Linked DNA regions of Homo sapiens: region 2 is linked to region 1. Evidence: chromatin loops called from intact Hi-C (ENCODE). Cell type or tissue: tibial artery. All regions are shown on one strand.

Region 1 (5,000 bases):
AATGTAAACATAGTTAAGTTCACATGTCGTGGATATTTGACAGGGGATTAGGTATTGCAGAAGGGAGAAATAGAGGCAGATATAGACTTAAAAAAGAAGACAGCAGATGCATAGAATTGGAGACCAGATAATTAGAAATGCCTCAAGGAAAAATGACCACTTTCCCCATTTTTCCTACTCCTGCTTACCTGGTTTCCAGCATCTCTTTGATCCAGTTTCCCTGAGTTGTTAGCTACTTCTGCCAAGCCCAAAGAGCTATAGGCCTCTGTGAGCCCATCCTGTCCCTCATAGGCTGGGCAATGATTCATTCCCATCGGTTTCAACATACCTTGGGGTACTTACTTCTTTCCTTGGGAAGACTTGTTTCTCCTTCATCTATTTCTGATGAGCCTGTGATAACTGAATTTGGCCTAATCTTTCAAATCTGTGTATATAATTCATGTGGGACAATGAATAAGAAAAAATATCACATTTTCTTCTTATAAGATTTTAAAAAATCATTGATACACACTTTTGGCCATTATATTTGACAAAATTGCTAAAGATATATTTAACCAAAAACACTCTTATAGCATATGAAATAGTATATTTGATTTATGTATTAACATCATTAGCACTTTCAATTGATCATGAGGTCCTGTATGAAATGGCTATGTATTACATAAACTTGTGTTTTTAGGGTCTAGCATAAGGCCTGGAATAAAGGAGGCACTGAATATAGTTTTTAAGTTAATGAAGTTACAGAAACACGAATACCACATGATCTCACTTGTGGAATGTATGTAGGTGGAATCTAAAAAGTTGAACTCATAGAAGCATAGAGTAAAATGGAAGTTACCAGGGGCTGGGGGTTGGGGTGTGAATGGGATTGGGGAGATGCTGGACAAAGGATACAAAATTTCTGTTAGAAGAAATTAACCCAAGAGCTCTATTGTACAATATGGTGACTATAATTAATGACAATATATTTCATATTTGAAAATTGAGAAAGAGTAGATTTTAAGTGTTCTCACCAAAAAAAGGAAAGTATCTGAGATAATGCATATGTTAATTAGGTCAATCTAGCCATTCCACAATGTATGCATATTTCAAAATATTATGTTAAAACTGACATTACAGAAATACAAGAGATCATCAGAGATTACTATGAACTATACACTAATAAAATGGAAAACCTATGGGAAATGGATAAGTTCCTAGACACATAAAACCTACCAAGACTGAATCAGAAAGAAATAGAAAACCTGAACAGACTAATATCAAGTAATGCTATTGAATCAATAATAAAGTCTCCTAGAAAGAAAAGCACAAGACCTGACACCTTCACTTCCAAATTCTATCAAACTTATAAAGAAGAACTAATACCAATTCTCCTCAAACTATTCTGACAAATAGAAGAGAAGGAAATTATTTCTAACTCATTCTATGAAGCCAGCATTACTCTGATACTAAAACCAGACAAGGACAAAAATAAAAAAAGGAAACATTGGGCCAATATTTCTGATGAACATAGTCACAAAAGTCTTCAACAAAATACTAACAAACTGAATCCAACAGCACATCAAAAAGATAATATACTATGATCATGTGGTAGTCATCCCAGGGATGCAAGGATGGGTCAACATATGCAAATGAATAAACATGATACATCACATCAACAGAATAAAGAACAAAATCATATGATTATCTCAATAGATGCAGAAAAGGCGTTTAATAAAATCAACATCTATTGATGATAAAACCTTTCAACAAACTAGGCAGAAAAGAAACATACATCAACATAATCAAGGCCATATATGACAAACCCACAGCTGACATCAAAGTGAATGAGATAAAGCTGAAAGCCTTTCCTCTAAGAACTGGAACTAGACAAGAATGACAACTTTCACCACTCCTATTCAACATAGTACTGGGAGTCCTAATTGGTGCAATCAGGCAAGTGAAAGAAATAAAAGGCATCCAAATTTGAAAACAGAAGTTAAATTGTCCCCTTTTACAGATGACACCATTTTATATTTAGAGAAGCTTAAAGAGCCCACCAAAAAACTTTTAGATTTTATAAACAAGTTCAGTAAAGTTGAAGGATACAAAATTCACAAACAAAAATGATAGCATTTCTATACACTAATAATGAGGTAACTGAGAAATAAATTTAAAAAGGGAATCCCATTTACAATAGTTACAAAAACATTTAAAATACCTAGGAATAAATTTAACCAAGGAAATGAAAGATCTCTGCAAGGAAAACTGCAAAACACTGATGAAGGAAATTGAAGAGGACACAACAAATGGAAAGACATCCCATGCTCATGGATTGAAAGAGTTAATATTGTTCAAATGACCTTACAACCTAACACAATTTACACATTCAATGCAATCCGTATAAAAATACCAATAATATTTTTCACAGAAATAGAAAAAACAATTCTAAACGTTTCACGCAACCAAAAAAGAGCTCAAATAGCTAAAGCAATCCTGAGTAAAAAGAACAAAGCTAGAGGCATCACACTATCTTACTTCAAAATATGTTACAAGCCTATAGTAACTAAAATAACATGGTATTGGGATAAAAACAGACACAAAAACTGATGGAACAGAATAGAAGACACAGAAATAAACCCATAAATTTACAGCCAAATGATTTTTTACAAAGGCACCATGAACATACATCAGGGAAAAGACACCCTCTTCAATAAATGGTGCTGGGAATACTGGATATGGATGTGCAGAAGAATGAAACTAGACTCTTATTTATCACCATATACAAAAACCAACTCAAGATGAATTAAAAACTTAAGTATAAGACCTGAAACTATAAAATGATCACAAGAGAACATAGGGAACATATTCCACCTGGTTTAGGCAAAGATTTTTTGACTAAGACCCCAAAAGCATAGGGAACAAAAACAAAAATAGCCAAACAAAAATAGCCAAACTAAAAAGCTTCTGAAAAGCAAAGAAAACAGAGTGAAGAGACAACGTTTTGAATGGGAGAAAATAATTGCAAACTATTCATCTAACAGGGGACTATTATCCACAGTATAAAAGAAACTCAAACAACTTAACAGCAAAACAAAACAAAACAAAACAAAAATCCCATTAAAAATTAGGCAAAAAATCAAAGTAGATATTTCTACAAAGACGACACACAAATGACCAACGTGTATATGAAAGAGTGTTCAACAATACTAATCATCAGGTAAATGCAAATCAAAACCACAGTGGGATATCATCTTATCCCAATTAGGATGTCTAATATTAAAAAAAAAAACAAAAAATTACAGCTGCTGGAGAGGATGTAAAGGAAAGGGAATTCTTATACACTGTTGATGGGAATGTAAATTAGTACAGCCACTATGGAAAACAGTACAGGTTCCTCAAGAAAAACTAAAGAGAACTACCATATGGTCTAGCAATTTCACTACTGGATGTTTATCCAAAGGAAAGGAAATCAGTATATCCAAGGAATGCGTTACCCCCAGGTTTATTGCAGCACTACTGACAATAACAAAGATATGGAATGAAACTAAGCATTCATTAATGGGTGAATGAATAAAGAAAATGTGGTACATTTACACAGTAGAATATTATTCACCTGTAAAAATGCATTAAATCATGTTGTTTGCAGCAACATGGATGGAATTAGAGGTCATTACATTAAAAAATAACACAGACACAGAACGACAAATATCACATGTACTCACTTATGTGGGAGCTTAAAAAGTTGATCTCCTGGAGGTAAAGAGTGAGAATGATGGTTACTAGAGGCTGGGAAGGATGTGGGTGTGTGTTGGGGTGGAAATAAAGAGAGGCTGGCTAATGGGTGCAAAAATACAGTTACACAGAAAGAATAGGTTCTAACGCTTGATGTTAGAGTAGGACGACTACAGTTAACAACAACGTATTGTAAATTTCAAAATAGACATAAGTGAGGACTTGAAATGCTTTCAACACATAGAAATAATAGATACTTAAGAAGATGCACATCCTAAATACCCAGGTTTAATCATTACAGATTCTATGTATGTAACAAACTATCACATGTATCCCACAAATTTGTGCAAAGATTATGTATCAATAAAAAACTTATGATGAATTGTTTATTTCTGGAATTTTCCATTGAATATTTTCAGATCAGGGTTTAACACAGATAACTGAAACTGCAGAAAGCAAAAACTGTGATAAAGAAGGAGGACAACTTTAGTTAACAAGTCATCCTACTGTACAGTGACACTACTGTATTTTGTTTTGATTTGTGAAATGTGAGTATATCAGCTAGTTAAATAATAATAAATAAATACAAAAAAATCAGTTGTACACCATAAAGATATATAATTTATATTTCTCTGTTTAAAAATATATTAGTTGTTTGTCATTAAATTAATGAAAATGTTTACTCAGAAGCTACATTCATTCATCTGCTTATTCGACAAATATTTGTTAAATCCTTACTGTGAGTCAGACACTAAGGGTATCAGAATGCATCATAAAACAATACAGAAGAAGGCCTCCAGGTCCCCCTGCATCCTACATTCTGGCTACAGATATAGCAAGGTGTCTCTTTTGAAAAACAAATTAGAAATATACATATATTTGGGAGAAATCAAGACATTAAAATGGTTGATGTCATGAGAACAGATTAACTTCTGGAAAGAGAGAGTATATAAAGGAAAAAGAAGAACCAATACATTAGTACTGCCCACAGTAAAGGACTGGGTCTTTTTCTAATGTTTTCCCAGATGCCTCAGTAAAAGTGGTTACTCTGATAATAATTGTTAATAAGTAACAGATATTTCCAAAGGATATATACAATTAGATTTGAAACAACAAACAATAATGTTTGATTCTAGAGTACAGTATTAAGATAATTTTTTAAAGCAAGCAAGCTAAACTGACTTGAAATAAAATTCTATTTTATTTTTTATTCTGTTTTCTCAGTTTTCTTTTGTTTCTTCCTTAAACATTTTTATTGTGAAATATAACATGCATATAGGAATGTG
Region 2 (5,000 bases), 940 kb before region 1:
GAGGTAAAGACATGCATTAGAATCTGTCATCTCTGGGCTGCTTGAGCTTGAGGAAATCATTTAATTTCTCTATTTTGAGTTTTGAATTAGTTGCTTTCTAAAGACCACTCAAGCTATCAATTAAATAAAATAAATATACACACACAATTTTATATGTATGGTTTACATACGGTTTTAAGTAAAATTGTCTTTCTTCTTACTCTACGAAGGTGTTTACTGTAGAAAATTTGGTTATAACAGACATAAGCAAAATAAGTTTTAAGCACAATTGCATCATTTTAAATAATGATTGCATATTTATATCATATTTCTGCACCACACACATACATATGTGTTTTAAAAACATGATCATACTCTACTATTTTGACTTGCCTGTTTGAATTTTTAAATCATTTAAAACTTTCTATAATTTTGTAGAATATAATTTTTATAATGTCAGCTTATTCTTCCATGTAGATTTAACCAGTACTGACACCATATTAATTTAACCTGTTAATTATCTATTGATTATCATGAGGCAGATAGGTGGAAATAGTTTGCCCATCACACTTCTCAGTCTGCAATGTAACTCTTATCTCCAACCACAAGATTCCAGATGTTCTTGAGTTTAGCTACACTCTAAGACCCTTTCAGGAAAACAAAATAGAGGCTTAGCATTTATGTATTTTTCATTACCTTTCACTTAATACAAGAAGAGTGTGATCTCTCCTACTCCAGTAACTGAATAAGTTACTCTAACCATTGCTATATACCCATGGTTCTATTCTCCCAGTTATTAAATGCACATTTGAAGAGAGCAATTTTGTTCCATAGATTTGATATTCCAAGAACAATGCAGATTGTAATAATAATCATCATCTCAATAATTCATAAAATCAAAGTCCATGAATTTAACAAATAGAGTAAATTAGATCTTTTGGAAAATCTACCTATCCTGGGGATGGGGGGAAATTCAGGAGCCACCCCCATGTCCATATTATTGGACTTTGTATACATAGTCATGCTTGAATTAATACATTTGGGAAGACATATGGCCCAAGATAAATTAATCAAATGTTTTCCCAAGCAACTTGGTATTTAGAATACAGTGAAATTGAGTTACATCAAATGCAGTGCTTTGGAGCCTCCGACTTTTAAATTTTTTACTGAGACCACAGTAAGAAATATGTAACACAACAGACTTAGTATACAGAAATACATTCAGAAAAAAATTAATGTTTTACAAGTCAATAATTACCCTGGGAATTATAGCTTTGTAGTTTCTATTGCATACTATTATTTTAGGTGTTGCTCATAGTCCACTAAAGAGAATTCAGGAACCAATAATGGGACATGACCAACAATATTACTTTGGTAAAATCTTCATGAATTGTTGCCAGAACCCTGTTTATTTCTGGCTTCTTTGCTTCTCAAATCTCTCTTATTCAACTCTTCCTTTAATCTGTAAAATATTCTAGTGTATTTCCAATAAATGTCACCTTTAATTTATGACAATCATGTTCTGTTTAATTTATGACAGTCATGTTCTGCTTTTCCTGCTCACAAATTAGGTAATCTTAACTAATCTCAATTATTCTAAGACTCTGCTTAATTTTCCTAAAGTTCCTCTTTCTTTGGAATCTACCTAATGTATCTATAAGTCTGGAAATTCGGCTAATGTAAAGGGGGATAATAATATTTCCTCATTCTGAAGACTGACAGTTGCTGTATCACATTAGAAGTTATTAGGGGCACAGGAATGCTTGTATCCTTAGTTTCCACTTTGTTGCAGAGTTTCAGACTGAAAAAAGACACAGTTAGAAATTTATATATTTCATTCTATTAACAACTAGGTTTAAGATGTTAAGCTGACTCTGTACTCTGAGATATGGAAGTTTAAGGGTTAAACTTCATAGGGGAGCAAAATCTCTTTGGACCCAAGTGCTCTTGTTCATGCCAATATTATTTTATAAATTTGTTCATTTATTTTACAAATATGCATTAAATGTTCATGATTAGAAATCTGAAAATGTTATAAATATGGCATAAGACAACTTATGTAAATGTATACTAAAAATTAATTTTACCATTTGTATAGAAGTACATATGGACTGACTGAGGATGTACATACAAAAAGAATATTAGGGATTGAGGGAAGAAGTTGAGGAGATGGGAATTTAGGGCTTACTTTTCTGTTATACAATTATTGTTTTCTAAAACTGAAGGAAAAATAAACTTGTTTTAAATAACAATTCTGATTTATCTAATTGATCTTCTCTCCTAAAGGTTCAATCTGTCCCTTCAGATTTGGTCTTCAATTTAAGATGGATCAGTGAGAGTTAGTATCATGTTCTAAGATCATTCACATTAAGCAATTTTTCTTTAGCAACTTGTAGAATTCTTATCAAAAATCAATAGAGATTAGACTGGTCGTGATGTAACACCTGTAACCCCAGCACTTTGGGAAACCAAGGCAGGCAGATCACCTGAGGTCAGGAGTTCAAGACCAGCCTGGCCAACATGGTGAAACCCCATCTCTACTAAAAATACAAAAATTAGCCAGATGTGGTGGCGGGCATCTGTAATCCCAGCTACTCGAGAGGCTGAGACAGGGAGAATTGTTTGAACCTGAGAGGCAGAGGTTGTAGTGAGCAGAGATTATGCCACTGTACTCCAGCGTGGGAGACAGAAGGGGACTCAGTCTCAATAGTAACAATAATAATAATTAATAGAGCTTAGACTGTATCAACATGAAGTCAGACAGATCATGTGAGACCCCAAATCCTTATTGAATTTTCTCAATATTCCATCTTGTGCTCCATATGCAAAAGTTGTTGTCAGGGAAATAAAAACTTCTCTGTTTTGCTCAAGGGATAGAATCATAATTTCTGAGGCAATAAAATAGTTCATTAAAATAAGAATATTGTTTTTATGCAGGATAGTCACATGAAGTTGTATTCTACTAGCAATGGATATACACAACTGAATAAGGATAGTATCGAATTAAACTCATTTTGGGGCCATCTTAAGTACAATTTCTCATTTTGTGAGAAGTCATCCTCTAGATCGTCAAAAGCAAAACAGACTATAGACTAGAGTGCTACATATAGGTCAATCTGAAAAGGTGGAAGAGAAGTGAAAAGCAATTCTTGTGCTCTAGTCAGTAGTGTGTTTATCTTTGACAGCCATTACGTGTCAAAAATTACTGACCCTTACTTAATGATATCTCTATTGTTTTGGGAAGCCTAAGCAGTGGTAATAAATAGGCCCAATAGGTATCATGAATCCTACATCATCGATGATCATTCTTGCTTGCTTCACCACACAGGCACGTGTTCCCAATTTGCAGCAATTCTTTGCAGCTATTCCGGTGTCCATGCTTCTTGCTTTTTGTAACCCTACTATTTCTATAATCCCTATAATCTGCACTCATTCATAGGGGAGGAAAGAAGACACAGACGGGGCAAGGCCACTTTTTGAACGCCTCAGCCTAGAAATGCGCTATGCCACTCATTCTCACATTCTTTCTTCTAGAAATGGCCACACCTAACAGCAAGGGAGGAAGGAACACATAGTCTGGTATGTCCAGGATGAAGAGAACATAAATTTAAATAAACAGTTTGCAGTCTCCATCACATTATTCGGAGATTAAAAATATTTTTCTCAAGTAAAGATCTTTCTTAGAGATTAGCTTTGAAAATAAAGATGGTACAATATCCTAAATTTATTTGCTGCAAGATAATTTTACAATGTGGCCACATCTGATCAGGCTTAATAACCAAGAATTAAACATATGATTGTGAAACCTTTATCTAGGGCTTCCAATTTCATTTAGTGGGAATTGATAAGTCTTTACTACTCTTATTTGTTCAAAGAAGAAACCATTATATTATTAGTGTTCAATGTAACATATACCTATTCTTGGCTAAGGTAAAGAAAATACAAGTTATGTTTGCTATTAAGAAGACTAGAATGTATTGACTTATTACTGTTTAATATTACTGTTTAATTAAATGGTAAAATATTGCCACAATAAAGAGAAAAATTTGCCATATATCTATAATGCAAGAAGTATATATATATATATATATGTATATATACACATATATATATACATACATATATAGAGAGAGAGAAGGAGAGAGAGAGAGAGAGACCAATAGAGATGTTCAGAGGTGAAAATAATTTTGCATTTCATTTTTCAATATTTGAAATCTCTTTCCACTTCTTTTATAATGTGCTTCATATACCAAAATATATTTTGTAATTTATGAGTGGAACTTCCCTCGTCTAAATATCAGCTTAAGAACATTTTTTTCTCTAAAAAATATGTGATTGAAAAAAGAGAACTGCAAAGGATATTTCAAATAAAATGTTTAATTAAAAAAACCACAACAGATATTATGGACATTTAAAGTTTGAGGCTTCATGCTGTATTCCATTTGGTTCAGAGTATAGTTTTCATGATTTATTGACAGCTGCTTTAGATGGTTCTTTATTTTCAACTCATCCCAACCCTGGTCAAACAATACAGCCCTCCTGCTTTTTTCAATATTTTCCTAATATCTCAGCTCATTTAATTCTATTGATCCACTGAAGAGTATAATGGCACTGAAACTGGGATTAATAGCACCTCCCTTTTCCAGTGCTAAGAGCTTTCCTATTGAGTCTGTGGACCATCACATGAAATCACAAATGTAGACAAAAAAGTAGAGTGACCTTTACCGGCCACTATTGTACTGAAAAATTCAGTAAACCTTAGAACATCATTTTCAATTTTATGGCACTGTTTTCTTAAATAATAAGAGAAAAGGGGAAAAAGGAAAAACTGACCCCTGTTCAGCATTTACTTAAGCAGAATTGGCATTAATAGAGTATTCTGTCAAAAATTCAAGCTCAAGAAAATGTATGGCTTTGTCCACAGCAGCAGCTATCTTAGCAGATTGCACTGTCACTGCTTCACACAAAGCGCATTGCAACACCATTAGTGGACATAAATAATGCACAAGCTCTTATGCAGT

Evidence for each region. Hi-C counts contacts between places; a loop is a spot of excess contacts. Peaks named below come from ENCODE experiments on the same cell type or tissue, not always from the same donor. Only the 100,000 strongest peaks of a DNase experiment are listed, where the experiment ranks them.
Region 2: it touches region 1 in a loop (11-fold over the local background); 8 of 110 quality-filtered maps call a loop at or near these places.

Annotation. Positions count from the first base shown.
Region 1 is chr13:71,895,613-71,900,612 of GRCh38, forward strand. No RefSeq gene overlaps it. Among named protein-coding and RNA genes, the nearest start is that of DACH1, 31 kb to the left of the region's middle. In tibial artery, no CTCF peak of the experiment used is centred here; no DNase peak of the experiment used is centred here.
Region 2 is chr13:70,954,589-70,959,588 of GRCh38, forward strand. No RefSeq gene overlaps it. Among named protein-coding and RNA genes, the nearest start is that of LINC00348, 58 kb to the right of the region's middle. RefSeq lists an enhancer at 4,317-5,000. In tibial artery, no CTCF peak of the experiment used is centred here; no DNase peak of the experiment used is centred here.